Linked DNA regions of Mus musculus: all the other regions are linked to region 3. Evidence: chromatin loops called from intact Hi-C (ENCODE). Cell type or tissue: left cerebral cortex. All regions are shown on one strand. Each heading gives the region's core, and the rest is flanking DNA. Links, peaks and the distances in the headings are about the cores only. Region 1 overlaps Cntnap5a (contactin associated protein-like 5A). Region 2 overlaps Cntnap5a (contactin associated protein-like 5A). Region 3 holds the start of Cntnap5a (contactin associated protein-like 5A). Region 4 overlaps Cntnap5a (contactin associated protein-like 5A).

The links. Hi-C counts contacts between places; a loop is a spot of excess contacts. Peaks named below come from ENCODE experiments on the same cell type or tissue, not always from the same donor. Only the 100,000 strongest peaks of a DNase experiment are listed, where the experiment ranks them.
Region 1: it touches region 3 in a loop (2.6-fold over the local background); 3 of 42 quality-filtered maps call a loop at or near these places.
Region 2: a loop joins it to region 3, with 8 times the contacts of the local background. A loop is called at or near these places in 3 of 42 quality-filtered maps.
Region 4: a loop joins it to region 3, with 2.2 times the contacts of the local background. A loop is called at or near these places in 3 of 42 quality-filtered maps.

The regions. Positions count from the first base shown.
Region 1 is chr1:116,303,768-116,309,181 of GRCm38, forward strand. The region is part of intron 13 of Cntnap5a (contactin associated protein-like 5A); the gene reads left to right. Among named protein-coding and RNA genes, the nearest start is that of Cntnap5a, 620 kb to the left of the region's middle. In left cerebral cortex, for the core only: no CTCF peak of the experiment used is centred there; a DNase peak (open chromatin) is centred at 2,969.
Region 2 is chr1:116,475,526-116,480,939 of GRCm38, forward strand. The region is part of intron 19 of Cntnap5a (contactin associated protein-like 5A); the gene reads left to right. Among named protein-coding and RNA genes, the nearest start is that of Cntnap5a, 790 kb to the left of the region's middle. In left cerebral cortex, for the core only: a CTCF peak has its summit at 2,382 (motif pointing left); DNase peaks (open chromatin) are centred at 675, 1,196 and 2,373.
Region 3 is chr1:115,683,641-115,689,054 of GRCm38, forward strand. Cntnap5a (contactin associated protein-like 5A) reads left to right here and starts at 1,097. Exons shown (of 24, transcript NM_001371013.1): 1 at 1,097-1,578. The coding sequence starts at 1,497. It overlaps LOC108167704 (a long non-coding RNA gene), which reads right to left and starts at 1,306. Exons shown (of 5, transcript XR_001779333.2): 1 at 935-1,306. In left cerebral cortex, for the core only: CTCF peaks have their summits at 1,863 and 3,027 (motif pointing right); DNase peaks (open chromatin) are centred at 1,095, 1,550, 1,959, 2,007 and 3 more places; H3K4me3 peaks cover 4,770 bases; H3K27ac peaks cover 1,095 bases.
Region 4 is chr1:116,310,848-116,316,261 of GRCm38, forward strand. All of the region lies in intron 13 of Cntnap5a (contactin associated protein-like 5A), which reads left to right. Among named protein-coding and RNA genes, the nearest start is that of Cntnap5a, 630 kb to the left of the region's middle. In left cerebral cortex, for the core only: a CTCF peak has its summit at 2,602 (motif pointing left); a DNase peak (open chromatin) is centred at 2,553.

The sequences.
Region 1 (5,414 bases), core at 269-5,268, 620 kb after region 3:
TCCTTCATTTCTTGTACCAATCTATATCCTCCAGCCTTGCACACAAATGCTACTTTCAAAATAATGTTATTAAATTGGGCTTTAGAACGTTCCCTATGCCTTGCAAGTAAAACCTTGACTCTTTCTATAAGGTCTGCAACGGAGACACTGTTGGCCCATTCTCCCTCCACCCCACCCTGCATTGCCTCATTTCTGTCTCTCTCTTACAAAGATGAGTTTATTCATTCCACCAATGCAGTAAGTTCAGTCTTCTTACAAGTTCTATTTTTATTTCTGGACTTGGATATCTTTGGTTCTATAGCCCTTACCTTGAATTTTATATATAACTGTAAAGTCTGTTCTATTACCTTTCACAGCTTTATCCTAAGTTTATAGTCTGTGTAGACCATTACAGACTTGTTCTTCCCATTTATTTATTGATGTTCTTTCTTCCCTGATTAATATAAGATCCAGAGGACACTTCTGTTATCTCAGTTATTTTTACCCCCAAATGCCTAGAATCATACTTGATTCTGAGAGACTTTATGAGTAGTTGTTGAATAAGTAAGATATTCCTTCTTCATTGATAAGTATCAGTTATCTAATGTGTGTGATGTAGAACAGAGCAGTGACCGAGCAAATGTATTTGGCCAAGCATGCTGCCAGAATGCTCACAGGCAGACAGCCACTTAACAATATAAAAACTGCTGGCCTATGAGTCTTTGTCAAGGACTCTCTGTGATCTTTAGCAAGTAACTTACATTTTATGAGTCTCAAGTTTCTCCTTTTTAGCAATAGAGAATATATTTCATGTTCCCCAAGTGTCTTTTTTTTTTCTAACATGGCTCTCATGCCTCTATACTAACCAAACAATCTGAGTGAAAAGTCATGAGAGAGTTTATTACTTTCTTGTGACAGTAAAGAACTAATATGTTGGGGAAATAGAGCGTAAAACCCTTGTTTTTTGAGGCACTGCAGCCAATGACACTTGGTATGTACTCCTGTAGTAATTAATGTGTTTGCTTCTTTCAAGCCCCTGCCTAAGTCCCAAAGACAATTTCCATATAGAAATAATGGAAGATCAAGAAGATTTTGTGTCTACTGCTGTCACAGGTCAATATTACTTAGGAAAATAGAGAAAAAAGTGCAGCTTAGTGATAGAACACTTGACTGCCTTGTATGTGGCCATGGGCTCAATCCCAAGCACTATAAAATATTTAATAATTATTACTACTATAAATGCAAGGGGAATATTTCTTATGGTGTTAGTTATATTGTCTCTGCATATGAACACTCTGTAGCTGAAAACAATGACCAGAAGTAATTAAATGAAAGAAGGCTCATGGGTTGAGAAAATAAAGCAGGAAGAATAGCAGTGGAAATGGAGCATAAGGCTCCTTGCTAACATATTCAGAGACCTAAAAGCAGAGGGAGGAGAATGCCAGAAGTCTTTTATTAGATTCTTTGTATCTTTCAATTAGTCCAAGGCTAATTGATTCATGTGATTTTGTCAACCACATGTAGCATGGATCTTTACCTGTCAGTTAATTCTCCCTATAAATTCTCTCATAGGCACACACAGAAGTGAGCCTCACTAATGTCCTTGGTATTTCCTAACCCAGTCAAACTGGCAATCATAGCTAACCATTGGAACTTTAGATGGAGTGTAAGGGAGAGAATATGGGAAGGTAATGCTAACAGTAAGGGCAATTTGAGTGATAGTATAGAAATTTACTACATTAAATAAAATATACACATTTTTGAATGAAACCTAAATGAAATCACTAAATAACAAGGAAGACAGCACACCAACTTGATACCTCTTATCACCAAGTAAAACTCTAATGACAAAAATAGGTTGCATTTAATTGAGTTGTTGGTCAAAGGGGCCCTATGGAAACCCATAAACAACTCTGGCTATTACCATGGCTATTGATTGCTCCACATAAACTGAGAATAAGGGCCTTTTGTTGAGGACAACACCTATATATGTTGATGAACATGGAAAAGTTGAGCTTAAATTCTTTACCTGTACTGATTAATTTTCATGATAGTTAAAGGTACTGTGCATACTACCAAAGGAGAAAGGTAAACACCAACCAAGCTACAAACCCTGTAATCTACCATAGTGATATGCCTACATGATACACTGTTGCAACAGCATCATAAATGTTATAGAAGCAACCAGCTACTATTTATTAGATTTAAGGTTTACTCCATGAGATGGAACCCATCCCAGACATTGACTTGTTGATCAATAATCTGGGATTAAATAAGCCACAGGGCCAGAAGATAACCAAATACTATTCTAAGGCTAGCTTAGAGTTCAAAGGTATAGCTGATTATCTTCATCATGGGCACCTTGGAAGTATTCAGGCAGACACAGTGCTAGAGGAACGAAGAGTTCAAAATCAGTATTCACAGGCAGCCATAAGAGAGAGGTACACCAAGCTTCTGAAAATCAGAACCTACCCGCATTGACACAGTTTCTTGAACTAGGCCATATCACCTAGAGTATCACTGTCTATTGGCCTATGGGAGCCATTTTTATTAAACCACCACATTCCATTCTCCATTTGCCCATTGGCTTCGAGCCATATCATAATGCAAAATACATTTAGTCCAAATTCAAAATCCCAGAGACTATCAGAAGTATCAGTGTTGTTTAAAGTTCAAATTTCACTTTTGAAACCCATGCAATATCTTACCTGTTATCCCCTATAAAATCAAAATGAAAAGCAGATCATATATGTTCAATATATTTGACAAAGGATATAGATTCTCATTCCAAAGGGAGGAAAGAGTGTAAAATGAAGAAATATGGGATCAAAGTAAGACTGAAAACCAGTTGGGCAAACTCTGAATTCTGCATCTCTATGCATATTATCAAAGCACTTTTCATATCTTCAACTCCGTTCAGTTTTGTTGAATGCAACACATTTCTTTCACTTGGACTGGTTCCACACTGAGTCTACAGCTTTTCTTGGCAGGCATCCCACAGCTCTGACATTTCCAACATCGTGGGATTTCCAAAGCAATCCAGGGTTCAACTTCACAGATTCACATAATGGCCTCTGTGAGCCTTCATGCTGGGATTCTCCTGTCACATCCCTGGCTTCATCTTCTTTCCTTAGTTACGGAGAGAAATAACTTAATCTCCATTACTCCTTTCTTACATCCTTAACTCTAAAACCAGAGCCAAGTAAGAAAACCTGCTAAACTGTTGCTTTCTGGGCTTAAAACATATGCCCCCTCATTCAATTACATTTTCACCAGCTTTTTGCTTTCTACTACCTAAGCATGGCTGTCCAGGATCTTGCTCAGTAATCCAGGCTGGCCTTGAACTCTGGAAACTTCCTGTCTCTGCCTTCTGAGCACTGGGATTAAAGGAGTGCATCACCACATGGTACTCTTAAGATTTTCTTTAAATCTTTTTCACAAGATGTATGCTTCCCTTGGTGGGGTATTGACAAGAGATCCCTTATTCCATTCAGCGTGAAGATTTTCTTTAATCTGTAAATTTCCTTAAACACAGGACTCAGCTCCTTTAAACGTCCTGTTGTCCCTTTCTCTTCAAACTGTATATTTTTATATATTGTCCCTTGTTCAGCTTGTTCTTTTCATTTAAGAGCTACAGAATTGTGGCCACTGATAACCAACAGCACACTTAAGACTAGTCTGTCTGAAAATTGCCTCTGCCAAAGCTATTAATCCATACCTCTTAATTAAGCCTCATGCAGACTTTTTTGGACAAGGGCAGGCAGCAGCCGCATTTGCCAAACTGTCATAAGAATGGTCTCTAGGCCATTCTTGAGCTGAAGTCAGAGTTAAACTCAGCCTCAGCAGTATTGTTTTCTCTTTTCCTACTGGTAGGGGTTTCCAACACTGGGTAGGGGAAGCAACTCAATAAGCTGACTCCTAACTCTGTAGGTATTCAAACCACCCTTAAGGGCAGGCTCCACTCCTAGCAGCAGATACCAACACAAAAAATTGTACTTAATTGTATATTGGAGACTTTTTAAAACTTTACTGTACTTATGGTTGTATATTATAGCTTTCAATTTTGTGTTTTATGTGTGCATGTGCGTGTACGTGTGTGTGTGTGTGTGCATGCACACATGTGCTCACACACGCATTTCTTATGCTCTGTTTTGTTCTGCTTTGTTTAGATTATTCATTTCGTTTCATTCTTACTTGTTTATCCACTTTTTTTCTGTCTGTTTTCTTAGAAGAGAGAAAAAGAAGACTTAGAGATGGAAGGATAAAGAGCAAGGAAAGATCTAGGTGTACATAAGGGAGGGGAAATTATTGGAATATAGTATATGAAAATAAAATTTATTTTTAAAACAGTCCCCTAAGATAATAAAAGCAATACAAAAACAAGTTTACCCCTTATCTATTTGCTGTACAATGATCACCTCATATCATATCTTCTACCCCTGCTCTGTAACGTCTGATGTTCATCTCAGTGAAAATTGATTGGTCAATCTCTAAGACTTGTCAACATATTTATAATTATTTTTTTTCTTCAAAAACCCACGTCTTTTTATTTACATTCTTAGAAAGGCAAAAGGAATTTTCAAAATTATTTTTATTTGTTCATAGAGATATGACAGCATATCTAAACCTGCCTTCATATATGTATGATGATATATAGCTTACAAAAATAATAGACAAGTGCTGAGCAGATGGCTTTGTGGATAAAGTTCTTGCTGTGCCAGAGTGAAGATTTAGCATTGGCTCCTTAGCACTCAGAGGAGACTGGACTCAGCAGTGTGTATCTAGTGTTCCTTTAGCAAGACAGAATGTGGAGTTGAGAGAATTTCCAGTGATGCATGGGCAAACTCCGAGGTTAACAACTAAGAGGTCTTATTCATAGCAAAATCAAGGACTGACACCCATTGTTCTTGGACCACAAAAGTGGCTAGGGCATGCTTGTGTTTACTCACATGGGCATAAACATGCATGCATGGAGGCACATGCCACATTCACACACACACACACACACACACACACACACACACACAGAGAGAGAGACATACAGAAACAGAGAGACAAAGACAGAGAGACAGAGAAACAGAGAAAAACACTGCATTTTTTATTTGATTCTTACAAGCATCCCACTTAATACCAGATGGATTGTGTTACCTGTTTGTCTTGTCCATATTTTTGCATATCTGTGAATTTGCACAAAATTACAGTATGGATCTCTGAGGACACATTTTCCCTCATGCTCAGAAACCTGTCCTAACAAAATGCTCAGTCACAAAAACCTAGGTCAATGAGGGCCTCCTCACTGTATGCCATACTGTACAGTGTCCGTACAGAATAAAGTCCTCAAGCTTCCTACTGTGAGTATGTTCCATCAGCTAGCTGAGCCTCCACCCCCAGTGGCCTGCCTGCTATTGTCTACATCATTTCCAGGGTCTATATGT
Region 2 (5,414 bases), core at 128-5,127, 790 kb after region 3:
CAAAGAGTATAAAATACAATGACCCAGAACTGAGAATGTCCTCTGAATTTTGTACATCTACTGTGATCTGTATGTGCCTCTGCACACACACACACATACACACACACACACAAAAAAAATACTTTAAAATGAGACAATTTAAAGTCCATGAAATTTACTACATTATAGGAAAAGAGAAGAAGGAAATATCATGCCTTCTTAAGGTAATACATCAGTTTTGGGTATGTGTTTCCATCCCCACTTCAGGGATGAGCTCTGAAAAGATACAGGACATCAAATTGGGCATTCAAGTAGATCATTGAAATGAAAGCAGAGCAATAAAACTCGCAGAAACAGCTGGGATCCTGACTCCCAGCTCTCCTAGCTGTGGAGCTAAGTAAGCCTGGATGTCCTGTCACAGAGGCCACTGATATTTGTCAAGCTTCTCAATAAATTGGCAATAAGAGTCTAAGTCCTTTGTAAGGTGGGAGATACATTAGCATACTGCCAAAGGTGCCAAAAACCACAGTGTTCATTTCATAGCTGAAATATTTTTGATAAAGTCATAATCCTCCCATAATCTCTCCCCAGCTTTAAATAACAGCCCTTCTCTGTGCTCAAAGTTTAATTTTGTTGGCTGCCCTTGTCTTATAGTTATATTTAGTGGCGTCTGAAATATCATTTCATGCTGAAAACTAAAGCTTTTGTCCTGGCAGAGTGGAACAAACCCAATAAATCAAGGACAGAGTGAAAAGGAACAGAAAGAGGCTATTGGAAACTTATTTCCCCTGAGTGGGCCAGCTTTCTCCTCATGCCTGCAGGTGTACTGTCTCTGACATATTTTCCTGCTAAGTGACCATGTTGTAAGGTTTTGACTTACAACTAGAGTGCATCCTGGCTGGGAATGCTCCAAGTGCTTTAGATGCATATATGAAAAATACATCCCTGAAATAGCATCCCTAAATATTTGAAGCCCCACCCTAATGCCCTTTTTTTTTCTCCATCAGTAAAGTGCCCACCCTCATTTTCTTCCACTGCTTTTCTATTTTTTTTTTTTTTGATATGAGTAATAAACAAAGGGCACACAAGGGTAAGGAGACTCCAGAAAGTTAAGATTATATAACCAGAATCTGTGATTTGCATGGTCTATGTTTGGCAAAGTTGTCACTCTGGAGATGCATTATTTAAAAAGGATGTTAAACCATCTGTCAAGTATCTGTTATGATATCACACAGTTGATAACTTGATGGTGTTACATTACATTTTTTTCTGTGAAGATGCAAACACATTTTCACTCCAGATGGGCACCAACAAACCAAAGTGCAATTACACAAAAGTCTATCTTGATAGACAAATGACTTTTTAAGGCTCGTGTACAGAGGAGAAGTATGAATGACCCCTAAACAGTTGCATCATCACAAAGTCCCCCCACCAAGTTGTTGTATCACCACGAAGTCAATCCACCTTAAATGGAAAGAAATTACAAAGAAATTACACCATGAAGCCTTGCTTTTAATTCAACCTCCTATTTGTATATACTCTAGTATCTCCTCCTAACAGCACTCATCAGATGGGTGAAGGCAAATGAACAAGATGTGAAATCATAGGTGAGGCTTTTGTAACTCTTTAGTCCTCCATCTTCTAAGAAGTGTTACTATATCTATTAACATTATTATGGACTTAGTTGCCATTGGATTGTACTGCTGTCGTGGCAATGGATTCTAAGACGTGTGGTTCTTAGATGGCATCTTGTTACGACCAGAGTAAAAAGTGCCACACAGCAAGTGCTCAGTTTTGATTGGAAACTTGATGAAAACATGTCTTTGGGCATGTATGTGAGAAACTTTCTAGACTAGATTAATGATTTTGGCAGTTTTATTCAAAATGCCGGTGCATCACTCATGTGCTTTCTATGCAAAGAAGAATGAATGCAAGCTGAGCACAAGCATCCACCTCTCTCCTTTTTCTGGCTGAGGACAGAGACATGAGCCTCTTTGGTGCATTGAGTCCCCTCTTAGAGCAGATGCCCTATTAGCCTGTAAATCAAAATAAATCCTTCTTTGAATTTTGAGTCAGATATTTCGTCTCCTCAATGAAGAAGATAACTAATGTTGCATCTAAGCAGAATTTACTTGGGTTTCTGGATTTTACATGAGTGAAATACAGGCATCACCTGGTTTGTGGACTCAAAGAATCCTCTGCTGAGAATGTTCTGTCCAACCACCCTTAGGTGCTGGCAGAGGTCTTGTTCCTTGGTCTTACAACCAGTTTCCATTGTCGGCAGAAAGATTGTGAGTGCCAGAAGTGAGATGATTCCAAGGAAACAATGTCTCTGAGACACACCAAGACTGATGCACATATCCACATTTTCTTAGGTCATAGAAAGCAGAGAGCGCCCCCTAGTGCCCAGTTGGAATCAGCACCATAACTAGCATTCATGGTACTGGAAGGTATTGTGCATGTTGCTGAAGGATAATGGTATCCTCAATACCTTTCCCACAGAGACTGAGCCAACAAATACAATGCCTGTGCAGGTTCAAAGCACACAAAACCTTAGCACTGAGAGAGGAAAGAGACATCAATTCTCTGTCTTAACTAAGAAGCTATTTACAATTGAAGCATTCTGGGAAAGAGAAAATTAATTTTTTTCAATGTAGTGTCACTGGGTATATCAAACACATTCAGGCAGATTCCATGTTCAGTATAGTTTAGCAAAACAAAACTGACTCCATGTTGTGCTGTGTGTGAGTGAATGTGTGTGGATGTGTGTGATATGTGCTTTTCAATTTATTTAGTTTAGGGGTGGGGTTGTCTTTTTGGTTTTCTTTTTTCAGTTTGTCTTCTTTTATTTTTGTTTATATCTTTATGAGAGGAAGAGAGAGAATGAATGAATTAATTAGTAAAAATACAGAGGTTGGAAGGATCTAGAAAAGGTTGAGAGACAGACAGGAAAGAATATAATACTGATTTACAGAGTAGTTGTACAGGCTTGCAATCCCACCAACAACGGAGGAGTGTTCCTCTTTCTCCACATCCTCGCCAGCATCTGCTGTCACCTGAAATTTTGATCTTAGCCATTCTGACTGGTGTGAGGTGGAATCTCAGGATTGTTTTGATTTTCATTTCCTTGATGATTAAGGATGCTGAACATTTTTTCAAGTGCTTCTCAGCCATTCGGTATTCCTCAGGTGAGAATTCTTTGTTTAGCTCTGAGCCCCATTTTTTAATGGGGTTATTAGATTTTCTGGAGTCCACCTTCTTAAGTTCTTTATATATATTGATATTAGTCCCTTATCTGATTTAGGGTAGGTAAAGATCCTTTCCCAATCTGTTGGTGGCCTTTTTGTCTTATTGACTGTGTCTTTTACCTTACAGAAGCTTTGCAATTTTATGAGGTCCGGTTTGTCAATTATCAATCTTACAGCATAAGCCATTGCTGTTCTAATCAGGAATTTTTCCCCTGTTCCCATATCTTCGAGGCTTTTCCCCACTTTATCCTCTATAAGTTTCACTATCTCTGGTTTTATGTGGAGTTCCTTGATCCACTTAGATTTGACCTTAGTATAAGGAGATAGGAATGGATCAATTTGCATTCTTCTACATGATAACTTCCAGTTGTGCCAGCACCACTTGTTGAAAATGCTGTCTTTATTCCACTGGATGGTTTTAGCTCCCTTGTCAAAAATCAAGTGACCATAGGTGTGTGGGTTCATTTTCCACCTCACACCAGTCAGAATGGCTAAGATCAAAAATTCAGGTGACAGCAGATGCTGGCGAGGATGTAGAGAAAGATGAACACTCCTCCATTGTTGGTGGGATCTCAAGCTGGTACAAACACTCTGGAAATCAGTCTGGTGGTTCCTCAGAAAATTGAACATAGTATTACCTCAGATCCCAGCTATACCACTCCTGGGTATATACCCAAAAGATTCTCCAATATATAACAAGTACACATGCTCCACTGTGTTCATAGCAGCCTTGTTTTTAATAACCGGAAGCTGGAAAGAACCCAGATGTCCTTCAACAGAGGAATAGATAAAGAAATTGTGGTACGTTTACACAATAGAGTACTACTCAGCTATTAAAAACAATGACTTGATAAAATTCTTGGGCAAATGGCTGGAACTAGAAAATATCATCCTGTGTGAGGTAACCCAATCACAAAAGAACACACATGGTATGCACTAACTGATAAGTGGATATTAGACCCAAAGCTAGTAATAACCAAGATACAATTCACAGACCACATGAATCTCAAGACGAAGAAAGACTAAGTGTGGATACTTTGATCCTTCTTAGAAGAGGGAACAAAATACTCATGGGAGGAATGTGGAGACAAAGTGTGGAGCAGAGACTGAAGGAAAGGCCATCTAGAGATTGCCCCACCTGGGGATGCATCCCATATACAGTTGCCAAACCTGGATTCTACTGCGGATGCTGGGAAGTGCTTGCTGATGGAAGCCTGATATGGCTGTCTACTGAGAGGTTCATCCGGGGTCTCACAAATACAGAGGCAGATGCTGTCAGCCAACCATTGGACTGAGCATGGGGTCCCCAATGGAGGAATTAGAGAACAGACTGAAGGAGCTGAAGGGGTTTGCAACCCCATAGGAAGAACCACAATATCAACCAACCAGATCCCCCAGAGATCCCAGGGACTAAACCACCAACCCAAGAGTAAGCATGGAGGGACCCATGGCTCCAATAGCATATATAGCAGAGGATGGCCTTGGCGGACCACAATGGGAGGATAGGCCCTTGGTCTTGTGAAGACTCTATGCCTGTGTAGGGGAAGGGTGGGAAGATTGGAGTGGGTACATGGGTGGAGGGACACCCTCATAGAAGCAAGCTGAGGAGGAATCAGATGGGGGTTTCTGGGGAAAAACGGGGATATGGATTAATATCTAAAATGTAAATAAAGAAAATATCTAATTAAAATCGTATTTCCATTTAGGTGGTTGTGTTCTCTATGTGTTGTAGGCTCAAAGACACCCTCAACTTTATTCTACATTACTCTTTGTTTTATTAAATTAGATGTTCTTACCTAGTCCAATTAAGCAATTAAAACATGTGTCCAATATTTGCAACAATTTAACTTGAGTAATCTTCCAATGTTAATAGGAAATATCAGTAAAAGTGTCACATTTTCCAAGATCCAATTTGTTGTAAATTTTAAATCTTGCTAACTCAGTCTCTGCTATTTTAAGGCAAAGGGTTAGTTAACCTAGAATGTTAGCAACAATAAGGGACTGAGCAGGAATTTGGGGCTTCTGAACAGTTCTGTCTCCTGGCCTAGATGCATCCATCTGTGATAGTGTGTGGGCTGTCTTACTAAGGACACATGTTCTTTGTCTAATAAACATTATTGCTATAATGTATATTACTATTACTATAGACAAAATTACTATACATTGCATCTCAGTGAAAATCTAAAC
Region 3 (5,414 bases), core at 249-5,248:
GAGAGAGATATCAACTTTCTCTGATGTAGAGTCTATAGACTCTAACTTGCTTGTAAATTTCACAGAAAAGACATCACTACTGGCTCCTTGTTTTGTTAACATTTGACAGGTTTCTGGCAGCTTCAAGTAAACACAAAATAAGTTGATCTATAGAAAAGCAAGTGAGTTCCAGATGTATGCTAGAAGCTACAGAATCAAGATCTCTAATGGAAAGCCCCGAGGAAGCAATCACAACCTCTTTTCTGTTTTAGATCTAAAGCTTTTAAGAGCCAACCATGGGCTCACACCCACTTGTCTCTACTCATCCTCCAGCTCCTACATTTTAAAATTTGTTTTCAAACATTTCTCTCTTATTCCAAGGTACCACCTTATCTCATTTGGAATCCACAGCACCAATCACCTTGCAGTACTTATGGAATAACTGTGCCAACAGCAATCAAGGAGAGAAATAGATGTAGAAGGTCGGAAAATCTGGGAGCTCTCATATTCCTAAATGGCTCAACCAGGAATCCCAATTAGAAAATCCTGCAGGTCAATCATCCAACCCTGCAAGGGAAATTGAACACACAATTCATGCTTTCTTTGACTCTCCCTTATGAAGTAAAGAAAGAGGCATTAGGCATCAGGTTAGGTCATTACCAAGTTTTCTATGAGAAAAATCCTAGGAGGAACTATGGCTTTTGTCTTTCAACACCTTTAGGCATTCTTTGAAAACCTGATTTAAATGCCTGTAATTGGGTAGGAGGTGAAAGAGAAGGGGTATTTAGGGATGCTGGGATGCTCGGAATGCAAGGATAGAAAAGACGGGGAGAGAGAGGGAGAGAGGGAGAGAGGGAGAGAGAGGGAGAGAGAGAGAGAGAGAGAGAGAGAGAGAGAGAGAGAGAGAGAGAGAGAGAGAGAGAGAGAGAGAGAGAGAGTCTTTTCCTTTGCTTACCAGCAAGTAGGTAAAGCATGCCACAGCAGAGCCTCTGCTAGGGACATCCTAGCGACCAAGGATCCGCCCAGGCCACTTTTATGGACCAGTGTGTGGCTGGCTCAGCCGGGGGCGGTGCTGCGCACAAGGCGCCTATAAGGAGCTGTCCGCTTCCCTGGTGCTGAATCCAGCTCTCATTTCCGAACGAGGTGCTTTCGGCTATTGGTAAAGCAGGTCTCAAAGAGCTGCCCTGGAGCTTGAACCTTACAAAAGAGAATCCGGAAGACGACGAGGCACGCGAGGAAGGCAAGCACAGAAAGGGACAGTTGCAGGAACTATAAACCTCGATCGCAGCTCACAGCTCGCATCTCAGAGGAAGCCCTGCTGCAGTTTTTTTTTTTTGGTAGAGCTTCTGAGGATCAGGATGGAGTGAAGGAGAAGAGGGGCTCAAGGGGGTGGGAGGGGGTCAGGCTGTGCAGAGGAGAGGGAACAGTGCAATAAAGAAAAAGGAAAAGAAAGAAAAGCCAAGGCTCGTGCCTGCGAATTTGGGATTCTATTGGAAGAGATCGCTCACTCGGGGGAAATGGATTCTGTACCAAGACTGAACAGCGTTTTGACTTTGGTGCTCTCAGGCTTGTGGCATTTAGGATTAACAGCGACAAACTGTGAGTACTTGGAGCTGGGGGCGGGAAGGTGAGGTGGGATAGGGTGCTCCTGAGAATAACTATCCACTGTCTGACTCTATATGCTCTGGGTAAAAGAAAAGAGCAGGGTGAAAACCCTAACTAGTGTGGTTCGACTATTGCAAGCACCCCAAAAGTTAGCAGAGCTCTAATGAGCTTGCTCTGCTAGATTGTCTGCCCTATTTTTTAAATCATAAACTTCCCTTAACTTCCTGCTGTATTCATGGTTCTTAATCTCAGCCAGGAATTCACGGGCCAGGAACAAGCCTCTAGGGGCAGAGACACTCAGGAGCCTGAGCAAGGTGATAACAGCGGACTGCAGCTCCCACCGATTTGCAATGTGCCCTTCGGAACACTTCTACCCTAACTTCCATCCTTAGCACCAAGCTCTCTACTGCTGTAGGCATTTTCTAACCAATGAGTACTCATATAAAGGGTTTGGGAGTTTGGGTCTAAGAATTGTAGCCCAAATGTAATTGCCCCAGGAAATCAATGGCTGCTCAATCACAGGAGGGAGTGCTTTAAAAAATGCACACCCCACCCTCAAAATCCTTGTGCCCAGGAAGGAATGAGTATGTATTATGTTATCCACATTTCCACCTTAGCAAGCATAGAACACTGAATTTAATAGGCAGGAATGTTTGACTCCCAGAAATCTGCCACCTGCACTATTTATTTAAAGAATCAAGTTTGTCAAACTTGAATAATTCACTAAAGCTGTGAGAGGTTCAAGCTCAATTGCTCAGCTGCTTCTCTAAGCAGAGGAAGAGAAGTTTTTCCTTCCCTGGGAACTCCTAAATGAGAAAGTATGCAATTAAGCCATCTGTGTTGTTTGCAAGGATGGCTTACTACCGTCCCTCAAGTTTCTGGGTTTTTTCTCTCATCTTCTATTCCTAAAATGAACCTCAGATTAGATCAACTAATATTATACAGATAAGATCAACTTTATTTTACTTTTGTAAGTTGTGGTATCAGTATCAATTTAAAAAATAAAAGGTGAACTGACTTACTACAGAAGACCCCTCTGCCCTATTCCTAAATCCTTACATTATCTTGTCCCAGAACTTGTGTTCTAGAGGAAACACAAGTGGATAGATATTCAAAGTACAGTCAGTGTTTCTGTGATCCAAAGATTAGAAATATCGCAATCCATAGTTGTAATATTTTCTTAAAGTTTATGTTATAAAGGAAGGCCAAAGTGACTATCCTCTACATCAGGTTGAGATAAGCTAGTAAATTATTTTAGAGGATATATTGAGGCAAGTTTAAGTCAGGTAAATTGATTTTTCTCAACTGGCTTTTCCCCCTTCTCTTTGGTTCCCGTTATCTCTTTTCCCCTTCTCCTTGAAAGTCTTCCCATGGTTCACAGAAGACAGACCAAGAGCTTTAGTTAGGAAATGACCTTTGTTACTGAGGTAGTTTCTCTACCTTCTGGAACACTAGAGGTCAGTATTTTCCAATTGATTCAAAGGTGTGGCTCTGAACTATGCTTTCTCCTTAGCACGTTCCATTATCTGAAAAGAATGAATACTCTGAGGATCCAAAAGTTGGGAATTAGAGAGACTGATTAAATGAGTAGACTGTACAGCACAAGTGCATAACTTGAGGTTCTTGAAAATTCCTTCTTGGAGCCATATATTCTGTAAACTAATTTAACTGTGGTCAATATATTTTGATAATGTACATAATACTAAATGACATGTGTTTAAGACTTCAGCCTATCACAACCACAGCAGTTACAAAGCCAGCTCTGGGCATTTAAAAAGTGATGATAATGAACTTGAGAATTCCTAGGTGACTCTTGCATACCCCACTTCTAAGCAACATGGCCATTTAGGGAGTGCTGCTAGATAAGTATTCTAAAGACAGTTTTCTTAAGAAATAGCACTGAGTGTTTATTGTACTATAAAAAATGTATATATTCAGTAAGCAGTAGGCTTACAGCAGGCACTGATTCTGAAATCAATGCATATTAATGTTCTTCAGAGCCTATAAGTAGTTGATCCTCAAGCAATCATGGGTATCTTTCAGTTTCTCTAGGCTGCTGTGTACAATTTTTATTCATCAAGTGTAGTATTGGATTTGCTATGGATGTACAGTTGGCTTCCATTCATATACATACTTTGATGAGTTACAAATTTCCTTTCCAAAAGTTTCCTTTTAATTTGGCTTGTGAGAATTGTTGTTTAAGATTATTTCCCAAACATTTTAAGGAGTTTCTCATGTCATTAGTAATGTCAGCCTTGAAGAAATAGTGTGTGTCCAGGTTCTTCCATTATGGACAGATAGTTAAAGGTGCTAATTTATAGGTGTGGGGTTTCTTATAAAATAACTTTTTATTCTCTGTCCTCTTTTGTAATGACTTTCTGTTACTGTTATTGTTGTGTAGTGTGCAACTACTTGTATACAGGTTTGGCTCTCTCATACTCTGTCTCATATATGGGCATTTATCTCCACAGGGAAAAAATGAATGTTTACCCAATTACAAATTTTATAAGTTTCTAATTAAGCACAATGAAAACAGAGTCAGGCTAAAAGGATTCCAGCCATAATACAGATATTACAAATCTATGGTGAGGATGCAATTATCTACCAGTAATAAGAACCTCTGTAAATATCCCCATTTAAGATTTTCAGGATATTAAACAGATACAATGTTTTCATGTTTCCTTTGTGTATAGTTTTAGAGGACTGGTTAATTATATATAAATATATCATTATCAAAATTAAAGGTATTATATATTCGTCTCCTTTGACACAAAACAATGGTATGACTTGGGAGTTTGATTAAATGAGTCCAGATGTCAGCATCTAAGATTTTTTAGTCCCAGTAAAGTCTCAGACCAGAGGTCAAATACATATTTAATTATTGTCTTTTCTAGCCTGCCAGTAAAATGCAGTGAGCAATTGAGATATGTGTCTACTCTAAAATGAACAGCAGCTAAATATCTTATTAAGAGTATTCATCTAAGATTAAGCAAGTTAATTTTTTTGCAAGTTAAATTTTTATCATGACAAAAGTAATGTGTCCAAAAAACAGGCAGATTGCATATGACACATACAGAAATATTGTTAATTTAATTTTTAAAAGAAAGATATTACATGAGCCATTTTAAATTTTAATATAGTTTTAATTTTTCTGAAATAACTTAGAACATTAATTAAGTACCTCTTTGAAGTTTATTACTACTCATTATTAGAATCCCAGAGACATGTTAATGTGATGAGAATATAAAACTCCATGTTTTAGATTTTTCTTCCATAATGAATTTCACAAGATCCTTGAGAAGTTGATCATGATAGTAAAGAGATATCAGACCTTGATTTATCTGAACCAAATGGAAGAAAAATATGAGCAATGAATGTGCTGTTCTTGTTGAGCAGGAGAATGTCTGTGCAGTGTTTTCTATGGCATCTACAGCTAGCTACCAGAAGTGAGAGACCCCCTGTATTGGTCATTTGGCAGACTCTGAAAACTTTCTCCATTATCAAACTAGCTCATTTTGACCTTTAATGATTGACATGAAATCATTTTCCATTTCCTTCACCTAAGCCCCATATCACTTTGCAACTATGAAATATAAATGAAAAACTAGAGCAGGGATTTCACTGCAAAGGAAAAGATGTGGGAGAAGATTATATCTACTGGAACAGCTTTGCTCTCATCTGCATTCTAATTCTAAGGAATAGCCATCTTTCCAGCTAAAACCTTTCTTTTTCTCTGCCCATCTGTCCAACTGACCTCAGTTTCCTTTGAGTGAATCACTTTACTTTCTTGTATCAATTTACTATATAACTATAGGATTTGCAACATCTCT
Region 4 (5,414 bases), core at 325-5,324, 630 kb after region 3:
TTTATAGATCTTAGGCTTAAAAAGCCCTGTAAAATCTTAACTTAATATCACAGTTCTTCTCCTGAGCTTGAATCCTGTAGCTGATCGATCAGTCTTGGGCTGTAGTATTCAATTATCCATCCCTATTTGACTGATATCGGTGTCTGGGTGATGTGTATGGGGATTCCCAGATCCTAACAGTGTTAAGTTGATAGAAAACTAGCCCACAACACAAGTTTGGGTTATTAAGGATAACTTAGACCTTAGAATGTGTTAAGTCACTGATGGATACATTTTATTACAAGAAGGTAGTATCTGAGAAGAAATGAAAGGAAATATCTCTAAAATGACTGGAGAGTTTGGAGACGTTCTCTGGTATTATGAAGTAATTTAAGGATCTTTGTAGCTGGAGAATACTAATCTGAAGAAATGGAAATAACTGATTTGGGCTGGAGATGTTTCTAATACTCTTCAATGGGGTCAGCTGAGAACATTCTGGTGTTGATTAATGAACAATTGAGTTTCCATTCTTGCTGATACTTGCTCTGTGATGCCTATAAGAACTCCTCTATCCTCCCTTCTGTCCTCTGGATGGCAGATTTCTTATCACAACTGGATAGTCACGTCTCAAGTGTCTGAGAGATACCATGTCTCTCAGAGCTGGCAGATGAGATCTTTGGCTACTGGGCTTCAGTTGTTTCATGTTAAGTATCTGGGTCACCATTATGCCCTGTTATGATTTCAGTGGAGGTAAGCATAAGGGCCACCTCTGGTCATATATCCGTACTCTGGGCTATGGTACATGCATTCTTTCATGCATGGGCAATGCTAAATTCATTTCAATCCTCAGGCATGCTTGAATACACAGTTTACCTAGACGTTAAGAGTTATGATTCTAATTAAGAGGATGGAGCAGTTCTACTCCATTAACATTAAAAGTGCATAGAAAGCACTCCCTGAGGCTCCATTCTTTAAGCAGCAGCCATTTCTATGTCGTCTCTTTCTTCATTTTTTTTTTCTTCTAGCACCATTTAATGCAAATCTAATACTGAAAATGGCACCAATGCTCATGAGGGATCAACAGTGGTCATTGTTTCTGCTTATCTCTCTCATCCCACCAGAAAGAGATTGGGAAGCACTGTATCCTTAAGACAGTTTGCTTAGCTGCTCAAAGTAATTCTTGGGTAGAGACCTAAAGGATGAGAAATTATCAACAAATGTATGCTGCAGGGGAAATGTGATAGGGTTGCTTATCAAATGATACAATATGAGCTTTTCCTTCATACTAAACTTGAGAGGCCATTACTATAAAGAGACACTTTTATAAAGGTTAAATGGATATGACAGATTGTTTTCCTGCTTCAGTTTATGCACAACCATTAGAACTCTATGCCCATTAGCTAAATTATGTCTTGCATTTAGTCTGACCACTCTGGATAACAGTGGTACTCCCCAAGCCTCAGCCTAGGAGTTCCAGCACGAGAAGGAATTCACTTTGCAGTTCTTCCTGGGGACACCCACTAAGAGAGGGGCAAACCCTTAGCAGCTGAGGTATTAAGCAACAAATTGAGGAGTTTAGGGGCAATGGTTTAATAAGACATATTCCAGAGGTATTGAGGGCCACAGAGAAAACTGATTGTACTGATTTATTAGAAGAAGGTAAGAAAGAGGTCTGAGTGCCCTTCATTATCCTCCCTGAGGAAGCTGAGGAGATTTACACTATTCATGCTCTGGGTTTTTCTTTTAAAATATAATAAAATTGTTCTCAAGATTCCATTCCTATTTGTTTAAAATGAAACTAAATACTCCAGTATCAGAAAGACAGTGTGGGGTTGAGGAAGAAAGGAGCCAGAGAGGTGGCTCAGCAAATATTAATATATAGTGTTTTTGAAGAGAATCCAGATTTAGTTCCAAGCACCCATATCTGGAGGTTCACAAGCTGCCTATACTATTAGCTCTATAAGAATCACAACCGTACATATGCATGAATGCACGGAAGCACATGCAAATGAACAGGATGGCTTAAAATGAAATAATTATTAAACAGAGAAATCATGAAAAAAAGAAGGGAAGGGGGAAATAAGGAAGAAGGAAGGAAGGAAGGAGGGACAGAGATGAAAAGAAGGAAAGAAGAAAAGAAGGAAGGAAGGAAGGAAGGAAGGAAGGAAGGGATAGAAAAAAGGGATTAGGAGATCATGTATTGATATCAACCCTTTGAAATAGTTTGTCGTTGCCCAAGGTGTGAGCTATATGCTTTGTTTGGTGACTTCCAGGTTTTTAGGCTCATATTTCTCTCTGATCTCTCATTGCCTTTATATTTGATTATTTCTTTTCTCATTCCATAAAAAATGTGTGGATATACTAGGTATTAGTTCATGGCTAATACCTTCACCTAGTAATTGTTTTCCTTGTCACTGCACTCAGAACACAACAGGGTCAACTTAAGAAAGGCATTTACTTTGGCTTACAGAGTGAAGGGTCAGTCCACCAATCTGGGAAGGACTGGCAACAGGAGTTAAGACAGCTCCAAGTAGGAATTAGAGAAACATAAATGCAGGTGCTTAGCTCACTTTCCCCTTTCTGTTGAGTTCAGGGGCCCTAGCCCATGGAATGCTGCCACCCACTGGTAGGCCAGCTCTTTTTATTTCAATTAATCTAATTTAGCAATTCCCTCACAGTCCTGCCCAGACATTTGTCTCCTTGTTGACTCTAAATCCCATTAAATTGACATCAAGATTAGTTATGGCATAAGGCCTTTATGTCTGGGGAATGTCTTTCAATTACCATTACAATTATCAATTAAAATTATAGTGCTAGAATTTCTTAAATTTACATATCCACTTACGTTCCCTTTTCTTAGTGAAATTCTTCTATCCACAACCCTCCCGGCCTTATAGTTTTCAAAAGCCATGCCATTTTCCTGAAGTGCCTTACAGGTTGAAATAAACCATTAAGGCTGGGGAGATGGCACAGAGAGTGGTGCAGCATTGTTTTCTAACTCTGTAAGTAGCAGCTTCACCTTTCCAGATACCTAGGCTTAAACCTTACAGTTGTCCTTGATCTTCTCTTTCTCATATCTGCACGTCAATCATCACAATCCTATGGGATGGCCTCAGATTAAGCATAAATTTCCCTTTTCTCACTATGACTTTAAACACCTCCCAGACCTAAGAAGCCTCTTTCTTTCTTATGAAACATAATAATTAAGTATATTCTGTGTGTGTGTGTGTGTGTGTGTGTGTGTGTGTGTGGTGTGTCTGTCTGTCTGTGTATGTGTGTGTGTATGAGAGGGAGAGAGAGAGAGAGAGAGAGAGAGAGAGATTAGGTAAGGTACACTTGTCTTTATGAATGCTGTTAATAACACAGGGAAAGATTAAGACCGCTCCCACAGCTCTGAGCCAAATTTGAAAACAAGCTTAATAAAATACTGGCCAGTATGGTGGAGTCTGGCCATGTCCATTCCTGGGTTCCCAAAAAATAGAGACAAGTCACATTTTCCAAAGGGTTGTAAAGACAAATTCATAAGGCTATGTATTTCCTAGCAGGGGCAAACATATATCCTGACATACTTCCTGCCTGCATACCACCCATGTAACATGTGATCAAGCACAGCTGGTGCAGTTGTCTCAAATCAACTTGTTTAGGGGAGTGAATACATGTAGCTTGTCATGTAGACAATAGCCTTCTGGATTTCATGAAGTATCTGTCCATTGGCAACTGAGCTTACAAATTAGAGGCATTTTTGTTTTATGGATCTCTTAAGCCCAGTGATTAAAACTTAAAATATAATTTTAGCTTTCACAAAAGTAGAAGGAAAGGTGAATGTTATGTGTTCTCAGTGAATTTCTGCCTTGATTTTTTTGAGATTAACTCTAACTGAATCAGAAACTATTCAGTCAAACTAGATGTTTAGTGAGACCTGGGATTCTTCTTTCTGTTATTACAGGGTTGCAGTACCACACCTGGATGCGAATTGGGAGTGGATGAGGTTCTCAAACAGCAAGAAATTTACCCACTGTGCCATCTCCCCAGCCTTAATGGTTTATTCTCAACCTGTAAGGCAGTGTTTTTTTTCTTCCCAACTTTAGACTCCTGAGGCTCCTTGTAGTGATGGAAGACGAGTAGCTCCTGAGGTCTTCTGTATGTACCCTGTCTCCCTAGGTTCTCACTAACACCTATCTTTACATTTTTTGAAAGTAGCAATGGATTTGATGTGATTTTTCAAACATTTTCTCTTTAATATCTAATGAGATATTTTCATGTGCTTGTCAGCCATCTGTACATGTTTTTTTTTAGAGAATTGTCTCTTCAAATTGTATGCTTTCTCTAAACTCATTTGCCATTTTATTGGGATGCAACACACGTAGGCGGGCACATACACACACACACACAAAACTTACACTAGCTACTAGATACATCAGATACATAGTGACTGCCAATATTCTTTTCCATTATATAGGCTTCTTTTCACTTAACTAATATTAACCTTGATATAAAATGTTGTCTTCTGTCTGTCCAAACTGTAAAGCAAAACCTGAATGAGTATGTGCCATTTGGTCTTGGTCTAGCTGAGAAAGCCTGAAGTGATACAGCTCTTAGAAGTGAATCAGGGGAATGCCAGGGCCAAAAATGGGAATGGGTGGGTAGGGAAGTGGAGGGGGGAGGGTGTGTGGGACTTTTGGGATAGCATTGGAAATGTAATTGAGGAAAATATGTAATAATAATAATAATAAAAAGAAGTGAATCAGGTGTTTGTATGACCTACGCAGGACAGGTAGCCAAGGTCCATTGTGACAGAGGCAGGGTCAGCAGCAGCATGAGTATGGCCTGCCAGACTGATCCAGGGTCCAGAGATGAATGCTTCAGAAGAGAGAACTCTTCACAAAGTATTACTGCTCAGTATAACAGGGATCTCAAATGATCCTATGTGAAACAACTTACACCTTTATTCCATGTGGACAGGGAATATATAAACATTGAGGACTGGGGTGAGATTTAGGATGTAGGTGTTTTCTATAGGCTCAGTTTGAGATGTTAATGATGCTCTATTTGCATGGGGGAAAGACTCCAGGTGTTTTCCCTACATGGCTGACTGTCATATTCCTCTCATTGGGGTGCATTGGTTACCTGTTCCAGAGCAGGAAGAAGTAGGCATGGAATGTCTCCACTTCTGCCTTTCTCAATTCTGAATTTCTCAGGGCCTGATCTTACTCAACCTTACCAGTTTTTCTGTCTGGTGGCATGATCCATTTGTGCAAAATAAAGTATGTAACTTGATGAATCCCATTTTTATATTTATATATTTTGTCATTTAAAGTTTTGATGTCAAATGAAGTCAACTTTAGAGCATTTGGACGTTTTGTTTCCATATATGTAAATCTGTGCAGTAGTTTTCCCTTTTCCCTCCCCTATTTTGAAGTTCTGTATAAATATTA